Linked DNA regions of Homo sapiens: region 1 is linked to region 2. A link is a loop called in an ENCODE intact Hi-C map of the cell type or tissue named here. Cell type or tissue: B cell. All regions are shown on one strand. Each heading gives the region's core, and the rest is flanking DNA. Links, peaks and the distances in the headings are about the cores only.

Evidence for each region. Hi-C counts contacts between places; a loop is a spot of excess contacts. Peaks named below come from ENCODE experiments on the same cell type or tissue, not always from the same donor. Only the 100,000 strongest peaks of a DNase experiment are listed, where the experiment ranks them.
Region 1: a loop joins it to region 2, with 25 times the contacts of the local background. A loop is called at or near these places in 1 of 110 quality-filtered maps.

Annotation. Positions count from the first base shown.
Region 1 is chr1:104,591,427-104,595,829 of GRCh38, reverse strand. No RefSeq gene overlaps it. Among named protein-coding and RNA genes, the nearest start is that of AMY1C, 840 kb to the right of the region's middle. In B cell, for the core only: no CTCF peak of the experiment used is centred there; DNase peaks (open chromatin) are centred at 2,249 and 2,699; H3K4me3 peaks cover 1,400 bases; H3K27ac peaks cover 1,231 bases.
Region 2 is chr1:104,757,633-104,762,035 of GRCh38, reverse strand. No RefSeq gene overlaps it. Among named protein-coding and RNA genes, the nearest start is that of LINC01676, 860 kb to the left of the region's middle. In B cell, for the core only: no CTCF peak of the experiment used is centred there; a DNase peak (open chromatin) is centred at 1,845; H3K4me3 peaks cover 504 bases; H3K27ac peaks cover 644 bases.

The DNA.
Region 1 (4,403 bases), core at 265-4,264, 170 kb after region 2:
GCATAATTGGTGCCCAAGGAAAAGAAGAATAAGTAGAGAAGAACAAATATTTCAGATGATAATGATTGAGATATTTTTAAAACTGATGATATCTAGCCACAGATTCAAGAGAATCTTTGATCTTCAAGTAGAATAAATACAAAACAAAAACAATTTTAAAAATATACATATATAATTGTAAAGTCTAAAAACCAAAGGCAAAGAGAAAATTTTAAAAGCATTTATTCAAAAAGGCATACTGATTTCAAAGAGTGACAGCTGACTTCATAACACAAACAATAGAATGTAGGCAGTACTTATTTAGGTAGATTTACTTTAAAATAATATAATAACACTATGTAAGGGATGAAAAATGATTTTTTTCTCATTCTTTGCCTGATTATTGCTGAGGCTCGTATAATAAAAGACAGATTAATAAGACAATAATGTACATGTTTATTTAATATAAGTTTTATGTGACTTGGAAACCTTCACAGACTCAAAGAAACAATAAAACCTTTGTATTTTTATGCTGTTTCATAAATAAGTGTGTAATTGTGAGGAAATATGATTGAACAAAAAGGTTGTGATATAATCTAACAAACTAGAGGAAGTTTACCTGGTTGTACAAAATTTACTCTGTGTCCCTGTGTCTTCAGAGATAAGGACATTTTTTCTCTTTTGAGTATAGGGAGGGTATCTGTGACATGACAGTCTTGTGACTTACATGCAGGCTTGGGCTCAGAGGCCTAACACTGTAAAGTACACATGGCAGAGGAGGCCTCAGGAAACTCACAAACATGGTGAAAGGCAAAGGGAAAGCAGGCACATCTTCATATGGTGAAGCGAGAGAGAGAGAGAGCAAAGGGAGAAAGTGCTACACACTTTTAAACAATCAGATCTCATCAGAACTCACTCACTACCATGAGAACAGCAAGGGGGATGTCTGGCCCATGATTCAATCACCTGTCGCCAGGCTCCTCCTCCAACATTGAGGATTACAATTCTAAATGAGATTTAGGTGGGGACACAAAGCCAAACGATATTATTCTACCCCTGGCCCCCCCGAAATCTCATGTTCTTCTCACATTTCAAAACACAATCATGCCTTCCCAACAGCCCCTAAAAGTTTTAACTCATTCCAGCTTAACTCAAAAGTCCAAGTTCAAGGTCTCATCTGAGACAAGGCAAGTCCCTTATGCCTACTTGCCTGTAAAATAAAACACAAGTTAATTGCCTCCAAGGTATAATGGGGTTACAGGAGTTGGGTAAATTGGCTAAAAAAGGAGGCCACAGGCCCCATGCAAATCCAAGGGCAGTCATTAAATATTAAAGCTCCAAAATAATCTTCTTTGACTCCATGTCTCACATCCAGGCCACACTGATGCAAAAGGTGGGCTTCCAAGGTATTGGGCATCTCCACCCCTGTGGCTCTTTGGGGTTCAGTCCCCACAGCTGCTTTCAAGGGCTGTTATTGAGTGCCTGCAGCTTTTCCATGCACATGGCGCAAGCTGTCAATGGACCTACCTTTCTGGGACCTGAAGGATGGTTGCTGTTTTCTTACAGCTCCATTAGGCAGTGTCCCAGTGGAGACTGTGTGGAGGCTCCAACCCCACATTTCCCTTCTTCACTGCCCTGATAAAGACTCTCTAAGTGGGCTCTGTTCCTGCAGCAGACATTTTCCTGGACATCCAGGGATTTCCATACATCCTTTTTAAGGTAGAGGCTCCCAAAACTCACTTCTCACACTCTGCACACCCACAGGCTTTAAACCACACGGAAGCTGTCAAGGCTTATGGCTTGTATGCTCTGACGCAACAGGCCAAGCTATACCTTGGGCCCTTTTAGCAGTGGCTGAAGCTTGAGCAGTTGCAATGCAGGATGACATGTCTTGAGGCTGCACAAAGTAGTGGGACCTTGGGTCTGGCCCACAAAACCATTCTTCCCTCCTAGACCTCCTGGTATGTAATGGGAGAGGCTGCTGCAAAGTTCTCTGAAATACTTTGAAGGCATTTTCTCCTTTATCTTGGCTATCAACATTTGGCTCCTCTTTACATATGCAAATTTCTACAGCTAGCTTGAATTTCTCTCCAGAAAATGAGTTTTTCTTTTTTACTACGTGCTCAGGCTGTAAATTTTCCAAACTTTTACACTCTGCTTCCCTTTTATATATAAGTTTCAGTTTCAGATCATGTCTTTGCTCATGCATAACAAAAGTGACCTTAGCTTCAGTTCTTAATAAGTTCCTCATCTCCATCTGATACCACCTCAGCCTGGACTTCATTGTTTGTATCACTATCAGCAGTTTAGTAAAAACCATTCAACCACTCTCTAGGAAGCTCCAAACTTTCTCTCATCTTTCTTTTTCTGAACCCTCCCCAATCTTACAACCTCTGCCCATTATGCAGTTACAAAGTCGCTATCAACATTTTCAATTGTCTTTATAGCAATGCCCCAATTCTATGGTAACAATTTTCTGTTGGTTTGTCCTCTCTTTGCTTTAAAAAACTTAGCAATGACTCACTTCTATGGTAACAATTTTCTATTGGTCTGTCTTCTCATTGCTTTAAAAAACTATCTGAGACTGGGTAATTTATGAAGAAAAAAATTTAATTAACAGTTCCACCAGCTACACAGGAAGTATAGCTGGGAGACCTCAGAAAACTTACAATTATGGCAGAAAGTGAAGGGGAAGCAGGCACATGGTCACGTGCGGAGCCGGAGAGATAGAGCTAATGAGGAAGTGCTACACACTTTTAAACAACCAGATCTTGTGAGAACTCACTCACTGTCATGAGAAAAGCAAGAGGGTAGTCTGCCCCATGACCCAATCATCTCTTACCATGCCCCTCCTCCAACATTAAAGATTACAATTTGATATGCAATTTGAGTGGGGACACAGAACCAAACCATACCACCTGAAAATGCATCTCTCCATACTTCTTGTTTCCTCTTGGGGGAAAGTTATAAAAATTGTATGCTTTCTCTTGTTCCCACAAAGCAAGACCAGGTGGCAAGAGCCTTCTGTTTGTTTTCCCTAAGGTGAAGTACTGAAATGCTCAAGTTTTGTACCGTCTTTTAGTCTTTCAGAATTGGGCTGGATATCTAAGACACTTGCATTTCCTGTTGATGAAGATGTGCTCAAAGAGCTGACTTGGGGAGACAGGACAAGGTTCACAGAGAATTTGGGGTGCTCATGGGTCATTTGGGGTAGTCCACAGGTGAGGAGTTCAAAGTGGCTTGTGTGTGCGATTCCTGATTGAGTTCATGAAACAGTTAATGGAGTCTGTGGCTTTTCTTTCCTGCTCTCAACCTCTCCCAACTACTTAGCAATGTTGATCATCTAAATATCCTGGGTGGGACTAGAAGAAAGTAGGTTTCTTTGCAGCATTAAACAGAGCTGGATGGAGAAGTTTCTGCAAACTGTTAAAGCAAAAAAAAAAAAAAAAAAAAAAAAAAAAAAAAAAAAAAAAGTAAAATAGATGCATTGAAGATGGTGGGAATAGTTTTATTTTACTCATGTACCCATGCAGCACAGGTCAGTACCAAGAGAGACCCCTATGGCTTATGACCTCCAGAGGGAAAGTGAAAGTGAAGTGAGTGAACACTGTGATGATTTAACTCTGGAAATATCTCTTTTGATTCAAAATATACTTTATCAATGAAAGCAAGTTCCACCTTACCCTAGAGCATTTATCTGAATATCAAAACATCTTCAAGTTCTTTAAATTATCTTAATGAGTAATAATATTTATTTACTTAATTTGTTTATGTATTTATTTAGCAAATATTTACAGAGTACCTACTTCATGTCAGCTACTTTCTGGGCAGTAAATTATATTTTTCCTACATAAAACTAAGGATTTAATGACTATTCTCACAAATATTTCTCCACCAGACAAACCTTTCCTGATACTAAAACTATATGAGTAGTATACATTTGTAGCATCATATACTTTTTATTTAATTAATCACTATTGCAATTTAATAACTACTGGTTTCATGTTTGATTCCCTAGTGTCATTTTCATCTTTATATCCCTAGACACTAATATTGTCACTTGTGCAGAGTAAAGGCTTAAAAAAGTTTGTTGAATGAATTAATAATGTAATTTATATTTTTAATATCTCTGTAACAAATGATTACTCACATTTGACATATGAAGAATTTATGTTTTTGAGAGTATTAGTTCAAAGTTGTACCTGATTTCAAGGTATGTGCTCTCATACACTATACACTATTGACTAAATCAGTTGTTAGTTCTATCAGTGTAATGTATTTTCATCTACAGGTTTAAAGTACATCATTATTAATTTTAGAAGGATTGTGGTCTTGTTGAACATATATAAGTACATTATCAAACAAAAAGAGGTGAAAAGTGATAGCACAAGGATACAATAGTTATTTCAATGTAGTATAATATT
Region 2 (4,403 bases), core at 309-4,308:
TGGTATTGTCCTTGCATTGAAGAGTTATTAAATTCTTAAGGTCACCATAAAAAAGGCTCCATTAAATTGAGTTAATAAAAACATTGAGCAAAGGTTTGCAAAGAGCACAAATGTCAAAGCTATGGGAATTGGAATCTATCATAATATCAGACTAAAATAATAATTTAAATCATACTATAATATAAAGATAAAACTTCTGCATTATTTTAAAATATATGAAATGTTTGTACCTAATACACATGTGTATATGTGAATACTTATATGAAACACCCATTTCTTTAGTTTTTTTGGTTTTTTACATTTCACTTTTTTTTCAGTTGAGACTGACTGTTTAAAAACTGACATAGCAAGAAAATAGTACCCTGATAGTGAATACCCAGTGAATTTTTTGGATGTTTTTGTGTATGTGAAAACTCTTTTTTTAAGAAAACATAGATAAAAGAAGGAAAACATGGCACTTGATTTAGGATGACTTTTGTACTTGCCTAAATGGAGTATGTGAATGTGGATTAGGAAACAGTGTTTAGTACTTAGGTGGAAAGTTGCAGCTACTGAGATTCTTCGTTTTACATCCTATACACAAGACTATGCTAATGGCATAAAAAGTATGGAAATCCAGTTATGCCCCACGCACACCACTTGCCTGCGGTTTGCAACAGGCTGTTTCCTTTCCACATTTCATGGAAGAGGAAGTAGGATACATTAGTTTGACAGTACTGTGATAAACATTCTAAAAACTGCTTGTTACCAAATCTTTCCACATATTAAATTTTAATATTCTAAATTTTCAGGAAAAAGTAAAAAGGACTCTTACAGAGATTCATAACTTGTAGCTTTCTAGAATGAATTTACCAAACTCATTTTATGACCTGCTCAAGAAGTAACCACTATTTCTTAACTAAAATCTCATGTACTGTTTTTTTCTGGAGCACAAGCATGTCCAAATACTCTATCTTCCTAGGGTTCATTGCAATTTTTAATAATATGACTATGTTCTCCTTTGGGGATATCTCCACATTTGTGAGGCTCCGTGTAATATGAAAATATGTAGAGTTGGGAATGGAGAAGAGGATGTGTTGAAGAAGCAGGAAAAAAAAGCTCCATTAAAGGTACTGTTAATAATTTATAAGGCTTTCATTTATCTGTTTCTTCCTCTCAACTTATCACATATTTGTATTTGCTAATTAGTGTCTTTTAAGAAAAAAAATAAACAAGATTATTATTATGTCTTGTGACAGGGCCTCACTCTGTCACCAAAGCTGGAGTGCAGTGGCACAAACACAGCTCACTGCATCCTGGACATCCTGGGCTCAAGCAATTCTCCTGCCTCAACCTCCCAAATAGCTAGGACTACAGGCATATGACACCATGCCTGGCTATTTTATTATTATATTTGTAGAAACAGGGTCTTACCTTGTTGCCCAGGCTGGTCTCCAATTCCTGGTCTCAAGCAATCCTCTCACCTTGGCCTCCCAAGTTGCTGGGTTTACAGGCATGAGCCACTATACTCAGCTATAACAATTTTAATTATTAATATTAATTTTTCTGTTTACATTCATTTTGTTCAACTCCAGCTTTCAATGTAAGTATTAGGGCATTTAATGCTTATGAAGAATAACAGAAATTACAAAATTCATGTTTCATAGTCTATACATATGTATTTCATTATTATCAGAACAGTGGAAACACTTCACAAAATCAACTCAACTGCTTTTTTTTTCACTTCTTGATAAACATGCATACTCTCAATGCTCTCTATTTTTGGCTTACTGATGAGTAAAAAAGGACTGAAATGAAAAGAAACTATAGGTTGCTTTTTTACTTCCCCTTCCTTTCATCTTCAGTGTAAGTGAATACAAGGAAGTAAAACTGGTAAGAAAGGATAAGGTAGACTTGCTTGTTGTTCCTGTTTCTTGAAACACCATAGCCTTCATTCTGCATATCAAGAAAGTCCTGGTTCAATAGAAAAGTTTCTCAGGGCTGAGTGCTCCCACTTAAATCAGTCTCAGAACTACATGTTAACCTTGCTCTTGCCCTGAGTCTTGCTGAATTCCCATCCGCCCAGGGTCCATTGTAATTGTGTGCTCATGGAATGTTGCACAATTTATCTGTAAATGGTGCAGCAAGAAACAGTAGACACACATATTATGTTTATCTCCTCTGCTCACATGCATGCTCAATTTTCCCAAGAGCATGCAAAAAGAGTCCAAAAATTTAAGAATTTCAAAAAAGTGACAGAAGAGCATTAATTCCAGCATGGGGCCCTTCTAAGTGTAGGTTCCTTTGGCACTGCATAGGTCACATGCCCATAAAGCTGCTCTTGTTTTTATTAAAATAATGTGAGTGGAAGTGATACACGCATTTTAGCCTAAGTCTTAAGACATTAGGCAAGCTTCCATGAAATTTTGCTCCTTTCACTGAGGTGGCAGGAAAGTAGACTAGACAGACATGGCATTGTACATGCAGATGAATATAAGTCTTAAGGAATAACAAGCAGGAAATAAAAATATAAACCTAAGCACTTTGGCCGGGTATGGTGGCTCATGTCTGTAACCCCAGCACTTTGGGAGGCCGAGGTGGGTGGATCACTTGAGGTCAGGAGTTCGAGAGCAGCCTGGCCAACATGATGAAACTCTGTCTCTACTAAAAAAAAAAAAAAAAAAAATACAAAAACTAGCCGTGTGTGGTGGCACGTATCTGTAGTCCCAGCTACTCTCGAAGCTGAGGCAAGAGAATTGCTTGAACCCGGGAGGTGGAGGTTGCAGTGAGCTGAGATGTTGCCATTGCACTCCAGCCTGGGTGACAGAGTGAGACTCTGTAAAATAAGTAAATAAATAAAAATAATAAGCCTAAGTACTTGAATAACCATAATGAACAGAGCTGGCCACCCTAAAAAAGTGACATATTGCCATTTGCCATAAAATGAATGAAACTGGAGGGCACTATGCTAAGTGAAATAAGCCAGGTGTAAAAAGAAAAATATTTCATGATCTCTCACTTATATGTGGAATCTGAAACATAAATCAAATATACAAACATAGAGAAAAGAACAGTGGCTACCTGGGCAGGATTGGGGTGGGACTGTAGCAAATGGGGAAGTGTCGGTCAGAGGATAAAAAGTAGCAGATATGTAGGATGAACAAGATTAGAGACCTAAGGTACAATACAAGGAGTCTAAGTAATAAAATTGTAATGTATATGAGATTCCTGCTATATGAGTAGATTTTGTGGAAATCTGTTGTTTCCACACACACAAAAAAACATAAAATGGGTAACTATTTGAGATAATGCATACATTAATTTGCTTTACTGTAGTAACCCTTTTACTATCTGCATATAATTTGTAAAAAATCATGTTGAACACCTTAAATACGCACAACACTATCTACAAAAGAAAATGACAATAACTTAGAAATTTTAATAAAAAAAGAACAGATCTTTCTACTACATGGACTGCTCATATTGGGAAATTTTTATGGAACGGACATAATGATTTACAAAAGGAAAATCTTAGGAGGTAATATAATCCCCCAGGGCTACTAGCCCTGGGATTATTAGCACACCAGTTCTGAAGGCCAAGGAGAAGTAGAGTAGTAGATGGAGACAATGTTTAACATGAATCTCTTTTCTTTAGTTGAGGAATCCAGCAAGCCTAAGGTGCCCCTGCTGAGAAGGAGTCAGGGAAAAGCCATTGGCCACATTTTACTCCCTTTATTCAATTTCCTACCCAGATTCCAGACTGCAGACCTCCCCCTGCACACACACCCCCCTCCCCTCCTCCCCCCATTCCCCCCCACCCCCCCTCTTCCCCATACCCCCACGCTGTCCCCCATACCCCATCTCCCTGTCCCCCTATCCCCCCACCTCCATCCCCCATCCCGCCTGCCTCCCCGTCTCATCCCCCCACCCCCATCCCCCCACCCCCTGCCTCCCCACCCCCTCCCCCATCCCCCCTCCCCATCCCCCTCCTTCCCCATACCCCACCTCCCCCATCCCCCTCTTCCCCATCCCCCATCCCCCATCTCCCCCCTCCCCCCCCACAAGAAAACAGAAGCAGCAGAATCGCAAGGAGCCATATTCATCAACCATAATAAGTAGAGGAATGGTAAAGGGTGGAGTGTGGATATGGAGAAAAAAGAGTAAAGATTTCCCACATGTTCTGTTCCTTTTGGTCCACAGCACTGGTCTCATCTATTATCTAACTAAAGATAATTTGTCCAAACGAGGAACCACATGTCCCAAAAGCTCTTCTGCTATCATAAGATGTTGTCAATGTGTCATCATTCTTCATGTGAACTTGAAATGTTAGCCATCACAACTGATTTTTCACTAGAGAAAAAGTATTAGGGGCAGGGGACAAAACAAGTAACAGAACTATCATTGTTCCTGTGTCCATAGCAGTT